Regions from separate parts of the Homo sapiens genome. Here region 2 is linked to region 1. A link is an interaction called in ENCODE POLR2A ChIA-PET data of the cell type or tissue named here. Cell type or tissue: HepG2. All regions are shown on one strand. Each heading gives the region's core, and the rest is flanking DNA. Links, peaks and the distances in the headings are about the cores only. Region 1 has its middle 12 kb from the start of HPAT5. Region 2 has its middle 22 kb from the start of UNC93A.

Region 1 (5,372 bases), core at 281-5,280:
CACGTGTCTATATCTATTTATGGCCCATCAGAAGGACACAAGAGCCAATGGGAAAGAGCTCAAAGCAGCCACAGAAGAAATAATGTGGCGATGGATGGTGACCCAAAGTGTAGAGTAAATATATGAGCCCATGCTGACGCAGATCAATGATTGAGTAATAAATACATCGGGGAGAAGGGACAGGCGTTTTTTATGGAAGAATTACAGAGTACACATAGACATTCCTCAGGGTGGAGATTAGCTGCTGTCTTCTTGACTGCTGGCTCCCTGGGCACTCGCTCCCGCAGAACCGCGTGTGGAAAGGGAAGGCAGTGGGTTTGCAGTGGAGAGATGTGGCCGGCACCACGGAGCCAACGGGATCAAGGTTAACATCGCTGGTGAGGAGGCCTGTCCCTGTCCTGTATCCCCCATATGACGGGACAAGAAAGCGCCTCACCAGGGAGCTGTCCTCCGCAAACCCACAGCCCCAGCCTAATCATGAGAAAACAGCAAACAAACCAAAATTAAGGAACAGTCTACAGACTACGGTGCTCTTCAAAAGAGTCCAGGTCATGAAAAACAAGGAAAATGAAAAGCTGTCACAGAGCAGCCAGAAGATCCGATGACTGAGTCCAACAGGGAATCCAGGACAGGATCCTGGCACAGAAAAAAGAACCTCGTGGGAAGCCTGGAGGAACCCAAATAAAGGCTGTCCCCCGACTAACTGTCACATGGCAGCGTTACTTCCTAGCTGTTCGAATGTGCCGTGGCTCTGTGAGATGCTCAGCATTTGGGGAAGCTGGCACAGGGCCTACGGGGTAAATGCGTTGGATCTATAGGTTGGTACCTTTCAAGGGGACTCTCTGTACTACATTTGCAACTTTTTTGTAAATCTAAAACTATTTCAAAATAAAAGCTGTATTTAAAAAGACAAAGCATTGCTCTCAGCCTGGCCTGTCTGCCTCCTCTTCCCAGGTGGCCCAGGGTTAAAGAGACCAGGATGCTGCTCCCGTCCTCAAACACTGGGATGTGGATGAGAAGCCCAACGATGTTGTTTGGTCAAAGAAGACAGTTAAGTGAATGGGGCATTGAAGAGAAGTCAGGGCAAAAGAGTATTTTTAGACTAGACATTCTGTATCTTCACGGCAGCGCATTGGCGGGGAAGGGTTGCCATGGCAACTGCACCCATCTTTCGTTAGCTGTCCGAGGGAATAAGCAGAGAGGAGTGCCTGGCACAGATCTCCCCTTGAGAGGCCGGGGGATGGCTGGAGCCCAGTGGGACAGTGACCCGGGCCCGGGCTTCCTCAATTCTGCCCCAGGAAGGAGGGGCTTGAATGGTGAAGTCCTCTGACCTGCTTCTATGTGGGAGACTGTAATGATCAGTCTTTAAATTGAGCAGTGATGACTGAAAGGTGAGGACAAAGTGCACTGGGTTTTATTCAGTGTCGTTAATTAGGAAAGTACGTGTCCCACATATTTTCTTTTTCTTTTTCTTTTTCTTTTTTTTGAGATGGAGTTTCACTCTTGTTGCCCAGGCTGGAGTGCAATGGCGCGATCTCAGCTCACTGCAACCTCTGCTTCTGGGGTTCAAGTGACTCTCCTGCCTCAGCCTCCTGAGTAGCTGGGATTACAGGCATGCGCCACCACATATGGCTAATTTTGTATTTTTAGTAGAGACGGAGTTTCTCCATGTTGGTCAGGCTGGTCTTAAACTCCCGACCTCAGGTGATATGCCTGCCTTGGCCTCCCAAAGTGCTGGGATTACAGGCGTGAGCCACCGTGCCTGGCCTACACTTTTTCTTTTTCTTTTTTTTTTTTTTTTTTTTTTTTTGGTGAGACAAATTCTTGCTCTCTCGCCCAGGCTGGAGTGTAGTGGCACGATCTTGGCTCATTGCAACCTCTGCCTCCCGGGTTCAAGCAATTCTTGTTCCTCGGCTTCTGGAGTAGCTCAGATTACAGGTGCCTGCCACCACACTTGGCTAATTTTTTGTATTTTTAGTAGAGATGGGGTTTCGCCATGTTGGCCAGGCTGGTCTTGAACTCCTGACCTCAGGAGATCCACCTGCCTCGGCCTCTCAAAGTGCTGGGATTACATCCCACATATTTTCTTAAAAGAAAGCACACATTTGGGGAGAATAAAATTAGAAATCTAACTTGCTATTTAGAAAAACAAAAATGAAGAGAGCTGCTCTTGAGATGTAGCCAAAGCTACATAAAATTTCCAGCTTTTTCAAAAAATAGAGAACAGAGACCTTGTGTGTGTGCTGTGCTGCATGGAGAGCCAGCCTGCCAGGAGTGCAGGAACGCAGTACTAAAATGCCACTCACGCATGACGATTGCGAGTACAAAGTCCCCAGGAGCTTCTCAAGTATGTGAAAATATTTTCCCCAACATTTTTTTTTTGAGACAGTCTTGCTCTGTCGCCCAGGCTGCAGTGCAATGACGTGATCTCAGCTCACTGCAACCTCTGCCTCCCGGGTTCAAGTGATCCTCCAGCCTCAGCCTCTTGAGTAGTGGGACTACAGGCATGTGCCACCACGCCTGGCTAATTTTTATATTTTTAGGAGAGATGGGGTTTCACCATGTTGGCCTGGCTGGCCTCGAACTCCTGAGCTCAAGTGATCCGCCACCTTGGCCCCACAAAGTGCTGGGATTACAGGCGTGAGCCATCATGCCAAGCTAATTTGATTTATTTTTGAAAAAAATTACTTTTTCCTGTACAGAAAGACAGAAATAGTTTCAATTTAAATTAGCATCCCTTATTAAAGGGAGTCTTTATTCCAGTCATTCACCGGACTTGGACGTTGATACTCTTTGTTTGACCTTAGGTAACTTTGTTTGCACAATTCAACAAGGCTTTCCCTGAGAGTATCATGTGTCCATATAAGGAAAAGGAGAGTTGAGTCCACTATTTACATAGCTCACGAAGAACAAAAACCAAATATGAATGATCACATTCATTGGGAGCATTTGGAGAGTTATCGTATGGAATATTGTGGGGATATTTGTCCCAGTGTTCTCCTTTTCATTTAATGTGTAAATACATTTTAAAATTCATGTAAGTTCAGATAAGTCATGGTGCACTTCTGGTAATGGGATGTGCATTTGGGGAGCTCAGTGAAACACCGGCTCTGCCACACATCCAGGGGACAGTTTAAACAAATGCTGTTTGATGCTTATTGGTAACGTAGCTAAGAGTCCAGCAGCGACGTGACATGCCACTAGGTTATAATTCTGCACTGCCAAGAACACCAAAGTGAGTTGCTGTTTGTCTCCCCTCCATTAAATCAGTATTTGTTCTGTTAAGCAATGCCCCGGCCTGGCCTCGGGTCCAGTCTACCCCTTCCAGCCTCCAGGCCTTGATCCCGACGAGCCAGAGTGTGGCGCTGGGCCAAGTACACACACATTTTGGTGAAGAGCTTCACTAGGTCCACCTGCATTACTGGGGCAGCAGAAAGGACTGTGAAACACGGCTCCTTAAATCCAACAGTGTGGGTTTGTTCAAAGGTGATTTTCAGCTGTCCTGTGGATACGCAACCCACCAGGAAGACAAGAAAGGAAGTGCCTGGAGTGTTCAGTCCACGATCTATGAGGTCACGTGTGCTCTTTATCCTCAGTGCAGGGACAGCAGCCAGGTCTGTCATCTCAGAAACATTGGCCTGTAGTTCGTTTGTGGGTTTGCTTTTTCCATTTTCTAAGCCCCGAGTGTTTGCCAGATAAAGGCAGAATGGTGAAGTCTCTCCTGAAGGGAAGAGGGTCTCATGTGAGCCATGCTCACCTCCGAGAGGACACTTCATCTCACCTCATCAGCATCTCTTAGACACGCAGTCTTGCCTCTTTGGGCCTCTGACACCCCTCGGGGCCTTAGATGGGGTTTTTGGGAAATTCAGGGTTCCTACCCTAAGTCCTCATCTGTGTCATTTTCAACACCACCCAGTACGCACACCCTCCGGCAAGCGGCCACACACACTGCCCCAGCTTCCTTCTCTCCCTAATGACCTTCCTCCAAAACCCTTTCATGCATCTCCTTGTGGAAAACATGGCCAGCCAGCACAAAGCACCTCAGAGCTCAGCAGAGCCTGGCACCAGCACCTGATATATGGCAAAAATGTTAACTTCAAGATACATATATGGTTCAACTTCACCAATAAATGTTATCCTCAATAAATGTTAATTGACTAAGATGATATTTTGACTTTCAGAGACAATACAAATTGGAATAATACGTAAAGAAATTAGCATAACGTGGACTTCTTCATACTAACCGTGTTATCGATCAATCAACTTGGACCTTATTTTTATTTTTTGGCAACACTTTAGTTTACTTCAGTTCTGGCCTCTCATTAGTTCCCACGGATGACCTGTATTTTGATATTAGAGGACCTTCCTGATGTTTTATTGCACTGTCTGCTGGTCTTTCTCCCTTGGTTGCTTCAACTCACCAGCCCCATCCTCTAGGACTCGCTCTCTGGCTCTGGGGGCTGTTTCCAGAGGCTGCTCTTCCCCTCCCCTTCACCAGCCTGTGCCTTCTAAGGAGCTTCCCTTTGTGCACAAATAAACCTGGTCTGTTTCCATCCTTCCCAGCCACACCCTCCCTGTCCCTCCAGCACTTCTACTGGGATTGAATTTCTGAAACCATGGCTTCAGTTACGTCTGCTTTTTCTCCCCCTTCCTCCCAGTTCCTCCTTTTAATCTATGTTCAAAGGGATTTTTAAAAAATGACCAGTATATTTCACTCTCTGCCTTTTCTCTGTAGCAGAATAAAATGCTACTCTTAGAGGAGATAGTTCCCAGCATCCCCCAGTGTTCCTGTGACCAGGGCAGGTCTTAGGATGAGACCACAGGGCAGGTCCCCCAGTGGTCTCATCATAAGCAAAGGGACACTCTTATCTTACCCGACCCCTGAGGCTGCCTTCCCGCAGCCTACACATTCCTGCAGACGTGGAGTTGCCTGAGGGAAGAGAGTGCAACCTCTAGAAACCCAGAGCTGGCTTGGCTCTCAGAGCTGGTTTTGGCATTATGAGCTCTGTGTGTGCACTGGAGCCATGGCCCGGCCCAGGGCTGACCTGCCAAAGGCCAAAGAGGGGTACGTGTAAAGGATTTAAAAGGTGTCAATAGCCACTTCAGTCCTTAAAATTAACATCTGGGCTCTATCAGCTTGAGAAAAGAAGTGGTTCTGTAGATCTGCTCGAATCTGCAGGTCACTCATTGGACGTTAAAATGACAGATGCCCTGGGTGATACAAAGCTCAGAGCACGCGTGTTCCGGAAAACCGAGACTTCACCAGCCACTAGATGGCACCGTTTTGCTACGGCTGAGTTCACCACAGGCGCCATGTGTTCTTCATGCTGTAGAATCACCTTGTAAATCACCAAACTTCCGGCTAAAAAGTC
Region 2 (5,372 bases), core at 53-5,052, 53 kb after region 1:
TCCCATCTCCTGTTCCGCGCTGCTGGTTTTCGATTGTGCGTCACTGAATTGCCATCAGAAGTCCAGTCCCGACTGCGTGTGCGAGGCCAGGGAGGGAGGTGAGAGGCGGCCTCTCGGACACACTCTGCTGTGATCTTTGATTCAGGAGACACCCTCTTTGTTGATGATCCCTAAGAACTAAAGAGAGACTCCAGCATCACCCTTTCTCCTGGTGCCCTGTCCATAACTAAGCATCCAGGAATGTCCTCTGCAGGCATTTTCTCTGCTCATCCTCGCAGCAATCCTGTGAAGGAGACGTTTTCTCCATTCTATAGGAGAGGACTCTGAGGTTCAGAAAACTCAAGTCAGAGAACACGTGAGCTTGGACTCCGTTGCCTGACCCGCGTCGGACTGTAGGCTGCTGTTGCAGCTGTGTGGCTTTGGGTGCCTGGCCTGGGTGCTATGTGTTCACAAAATGCACTTCCCTTCCACCCTAGGTTCAAGGTGAACTCCGATCCCAGCCTCTCCTGTCAGGCTCAGCAATGGAAATGAGCAGAGGGGCCCTTTGTTCCATGCAGGCTGAATCCAGAACCTTCTGAGGACTTGAAGCCCTTTTATGCGGACAGGATGGGAAGTTAAGCGAAAGTTAACTTCTGTTGGATTAAGACCCTGAAGATTGGGCTTTAACACCTGTTGTGTTACCTGCACTCAAACAAACCAGGGCTCCTTACTCAGCCCTCAGGAGCCTTGGCATTCTCACCTCTAAAGCAGGAGGAGTCGTGATAACTGCCTTGAGGAATTTGAGCAAAGTTAAATGACCTGAACTATTTGGGCGTGTCTTGACCAATGTCCGACCTTGGGAGGTGCTGGATGAATTTTTATTTCTCTACTTTAAGTCAGCCTTTCTACCTTGTTGCTCTTCTCAGCTGCCTTTCTCTGAGCCTCCTTCATCACTCTGTTCATTTCTGTGAGACAAAGATCATTACAACTGCCTTAATATTTCGGTGCAAGACGCACCGTGACCTGACATTGCTCTACCCCGCCTCCTGCCACGATCATTCTTTTGTAGCAATATTCCGCCAGCTTCATTTTGTGCAGTGAGTGGAACAAGAGTCAGAACACCAGGGCGGCTGAGCCTGTCGATCAAGCCTCCACCTAACAACAGACATGCCTGAGTCCCACAGTCATAATTAGGATGAAGCTTTTCCCTGGCTGGACCCGGACTGCAGTCACACTGTAAGAGCTCATCATTCTAGGCCTCTGCCAGTGCGTGTTCAGTCAGAGGCAAGCAGTGGCCCCGGCTCCCAGAAGCATGGGGAGGACTCCTACCAGGGACGGTGGCCAGAATGGCTGCACACAGCCTTTGCTTCCAAGAAAAAGCATCTCCGCAGGCCCAGGCACCTCTGGCAGCCCTCAGAGCAGGACCCTCTTCAACAAGGTGATAGCAGAAGGGAAGAAACGCAGAGGTCTGTCTCAGAGATTAGAGCAACACAGAAACTGGATGCCCCCTTTCAGGGGAGAAACACGGGGTTTCACATCAGGAACCTGTTGAGGAACTTCCCGTCAGGCCCAGCAACACACCCAGGACCAAACCCCAACAGTGATGACTAAAAAATGTGTGTGGGGGCTGGGCACAGTGGTTCCTGCCTGTCAATCCAGCACTTTGGGAGGCCAAGGAGTGAGGCTCACTTTAGCTCAGGAGTTGGAGACTGGCCTAGGCAGCATAGTGAGGACCTATTTCTACAAAATAGTAATAATAATAATAATAATGGTAATAATAATAATAAAGCTGCATGGCCCCCAAAGGGTCGTGTCCAGCTCTGGATAAACTTGTCTGGTTAGTTCAGGTTTCATGGCGCGGCATAGAGGACCCCGACCGTTCATCACTCATTGCTGTGTCCCCAGTTGGCTGTGGCCTGAAACTGCCTGGTTTCAGTCAACACTGTTGCCGTCTTGCATCAGCCATTCAGGGGGTGGGTACCCATGGGAGGGCCTCAGCCAGGACAAAGGTCCACTTCTGTCTAATCGTGTAACTTTAAAATAAAGCTTTTGTGCAGGGACAGAGTAAACAAACTTTAAATGTGAATTTGCATCAATTGAACATTTACAAGTGTGACACTTTTACCTGGTGGCCCACTGGGACCAGGACGAAGCAGCTGGAGGGGCCCCAATGTGTGACTGAGAGAGGAATGTGTGGGCAGCCGTAGCGAGGCTGAGAGGTGAGCAGGCTGGGAAAACCCAGCGAGATGAGCGTGGCTGGAGACCGGCGGAACAGGCAGGCTGTGCAGGGCTTGCATGGGCGAGTGAGGCGCCCGTGCTGGCCAGAACATCATGGCTCTGTGCTGAGGGAACCACGGTGAGCGACGCCCAGAGACCCAGTCTTGGATCAGGAGCTGTAGTGGATACAGTTGAGGGAGTTTTGTGTAGTGCCTCACTGTTCTGATAAGAAGAAAACATGTACAAGCTACGAACTGCAAATTGAGAAATTTTGGTGATTTTGCAAATGAGATAAATGGTCCTATATTTGCATTTGAAATTGGCATTGCACAAAATAAGTTGACTAATAATTTTTAATTTTCCTTCTTAGAATGACAATGTGGCAAATAAAGGAACCCAATGAAAAGAAGGGAAAGAGACTGCAGAGGGAAGGAAAAAGCTTTATATTTTACTACCATAATGGCACTTTTTAAAAAATTTTTATTTATTTATTTATTTTTGAGACAGAGTCTTGCTCTGTCGCCCAGGCTAGAGTGCAGTGGCACAATCTCGGCTCACTGCCAGCTCCGCCTCCTGGGTTCACACCATTCTCCTGCCTCAGCCTTCCCAGTAGCTGGGACTACAGGCGCCCACCACCACGCCTGGCTTTTTTTTGTGTGTGTGTGTGTTTTTAGTAGAGACAGGGTTTCACCGTGTTGGCCAGGATGGTCTCTATCTCCTGACCTCGTGATCCACCTGCCTCGGTCTCCCAAAGTGCTGGGATTACAGGCGTGAGCCACTGGGCCCGGCCAATAATGGCACTTTTTCCTGCTTTTTGTACAGGGGGTCCTGCATTTGTGTTTTGTCCTGGGCCCCTAAATTCTGCAGCTGGCCCTGGTAGAAAGCTGAGAAGTCAGAACAAAGGACTGCCCAGAGGCTGCACGGGGTGGGGGTGGGGGTGGGGGGGGGGCGTTCACATGGTCCGGAGTCCCCACCCCACCGCGTTTATATCTGGCACACTCTGGAGGACCCATCCATCTGTGTTCATGTCTGGCTGTGGCATCTATTGACCATGGGCTCTCAAAGTCACCTAATCATTTTGCATCTCTCTTTTTTCATGTCTAAGACAGGGATAATGATGGCACATACCTGTTAATGGCTGTTGTGAAGCTCTGTGTTAAGTTCTTAAGACAGAACTTGTCACAAGTCAGCCAGGCGTCATAATCACCGATGCCATCTCTTAACAAACTGGCCTTAACTATGAGCAGAGGGTGCAATGCGGAGGGCTGTGGGGTGCCCAGAGGTGAACAAGATGAGTGCTGTTGTCAGGGAGCTTTCAGTGGGATGAGGGAGCAGGGCCCCATCACGAAGGACATGGGGGGTTAGGGGAAAGGGGAGCCTTCCGGTGTGGGGGACATGGACAGACCTTCGGAGGAGAAAGGGTTGTGGGTTGAGTTGCATCCCCCGGAAAGGTATGTTGAAGCCCTAACCTGGTGCCTGTGAACGAGCCCTCACTTGCAGAACTGATCAAGTTGAGCTGGGGTCAACTAGAGCAGGGTGAGCCTCGAGTTCCATGTGACCAATGTCCTCATGGGAGGAGAGGGGAGCACGGGGAGAAGGTGACCACTTGAGGACGAAGGCAGAGGTTGGGGTGACGCGTCTACAAACGAGGGTTTCCCCGAACACCAGAGCTAAGAGCAAGGCATTGGCGCCCTCCCGCTGTGGAGTCTGCAGAGGGAGCCTGGCCCGGCTGACACCGTGGGTGCAGACTCCCGGCCTCCAGGCTGGGGGACAAGAAGTTCCTGTTGTGGCGACCTCAAGAAACTAACACAAAGGGGCATTTGAATTCAGTTGTCCAGGAAGATACAGGTGTTGCAGGGATGGGCTGCCACGTGGGCGGAGGCCTGGATGGGAAGGATTGTGCCAGGCATGGGTTCCCGCAGTGTGTTCCCCTGGCTGGCAGCGTCGCGGCACCTGGGAGTCATTAGGCAGCAAGGGAGGGAATTGCGATTCTGGGCGGGGCTCAGCTGTGCAGATTTTAGCAAGGTCTCCAGGTGCTTCTGCTGAGGGCCAGAGTTAAGACAGAGCTTAAGACAGAGAACCTCAACAGGAGGCCTGAAGGAAAGCACCTGGGAGTCATTAGGCAGCAAGGGAGGGAATTGCAATTCTGGGCGGGGCTCAGCTGTGCAGAGTTTAGCAAGGTCTCCAGGTGCTTCTGCTGAGGGCCAGAGTTAAGAAAGAGCGAGAACCTCATCAGGAGGACTGAAGGAAAGGAGCCAGGCTGCAGCCCTCTGCCTGCCCTTCCGTGCCATCATCTCCAGGATTAATGAAAGGGCCATTCAGGAAACAGCACAGGTGAGATGTGGGATGGGCTCCGTGGCTGCCTCTGTTTCCTGCCTTCTGTCTGTAAACTTCTGATTCAAGGAGGTGGCGTGGCCTCTCAGGGCAGTTGTATTTTTGGTTTACAGGCTCGTCAGCCCCCACTTATCTATCATAAGTGGGACACACATATGGGAGGAAAAGTTTCCTTTTCCTTCTACCCATCCTAGGTTCTCTGGCTGAGGTCCTATAAATTAGAATGGCAAAAGACAGGTTGACAAAATAGAAACAAACAAGGTTATTAACATGCTCATCATGCACACACATGGGAGCACTCAGCCATGAGTCACTCCAAGGGTTTATTAGAACTTGGGCTGATAGAGCTTCTAAACAAAATAATGACAAATTTTAGAGGAGTGACAAGACAAAGGAAAAGACCTTTGGGCTTCTAGGGCAGCAAACTGCAGCCAGCTAAACACATGGGAAATGAATGGAGGATAAGGGCTAGTTCCTAGTAGTCAAGTTTGCTGAGTAGATTCCTCCAGTGCTGTCTCCAGGCTGATAAGGCCTAGACTTGCCCCAGTGATTGGCTTCTGTCCTTCCTGGTAGAGACAGGAGTGGGGACACCTTCACTAAATTATGTCCTGCTTTTAGGCAAAGAGGGGCAGGAGAGAGAGCTTCACTTATATCTACATCTTAAAAATTGTCTTCAGCTCAAAATGATCCTTATGCCAAAGTGGTGTCTTTGGGGGTGGCTGACTCTGCTGCTCTTTACTTACCTTGAACTCCCACCATCATGGCTGCCTCAGAATCCCACAGGGCATCGAGAATGTTCTATGCAAATGGAGAGGCCAGGAGCAGTGGCAGACGTGCAGGTG

The links. ChIA-PET counts read pairs that join two places held together with the same protein. Peaks named below come from ENCODE experiments on the same cell type or tissue, not always from the same donor. Only the 100,000 strongest peaks of a DNase experiment are listed, where the experiment ranks them.
Region 2: POLR2A ChIA-PET joins it to region 1 with 6 read pairs; 2 of 35 experiments call an interaction of 5 or more read pairs at or near these places.

The regions. Positions count from the first base shown.
Region 1 is chr6:167,213,270-167,218,641 of GRCh38, forward strand. No RefSeq gene overlaps it. Among named protein-coding and RNA genes, the nearest start is that of HPAT5, 12 kb to the right of the region's middle. RefSeq lists a silencer at 3,172-3,466. In HepG2, for the core only: no CTCF peak of the experiment used is centred there; DNase peaks (open chromatin) are centred at 2,352, 2,712 and 3,362.
Region 2 is chr6:167,266,929-167,272,300 of GRCh38, forward strand. It overlaps a transcript of UNC93A not described here. Among named protein-coding and RNA genes, the nearest start is that of UNC93A, 22 kb to the right of the region's middle. RefSeq lists an enhancer at 722-1,921. In HepG2, for the core only: no CTCF peak of the experiment used is centred there; DNase peaks (open chromatin) are centred at 486 and 2,033; H3K4me3 peaks cover 704 bases.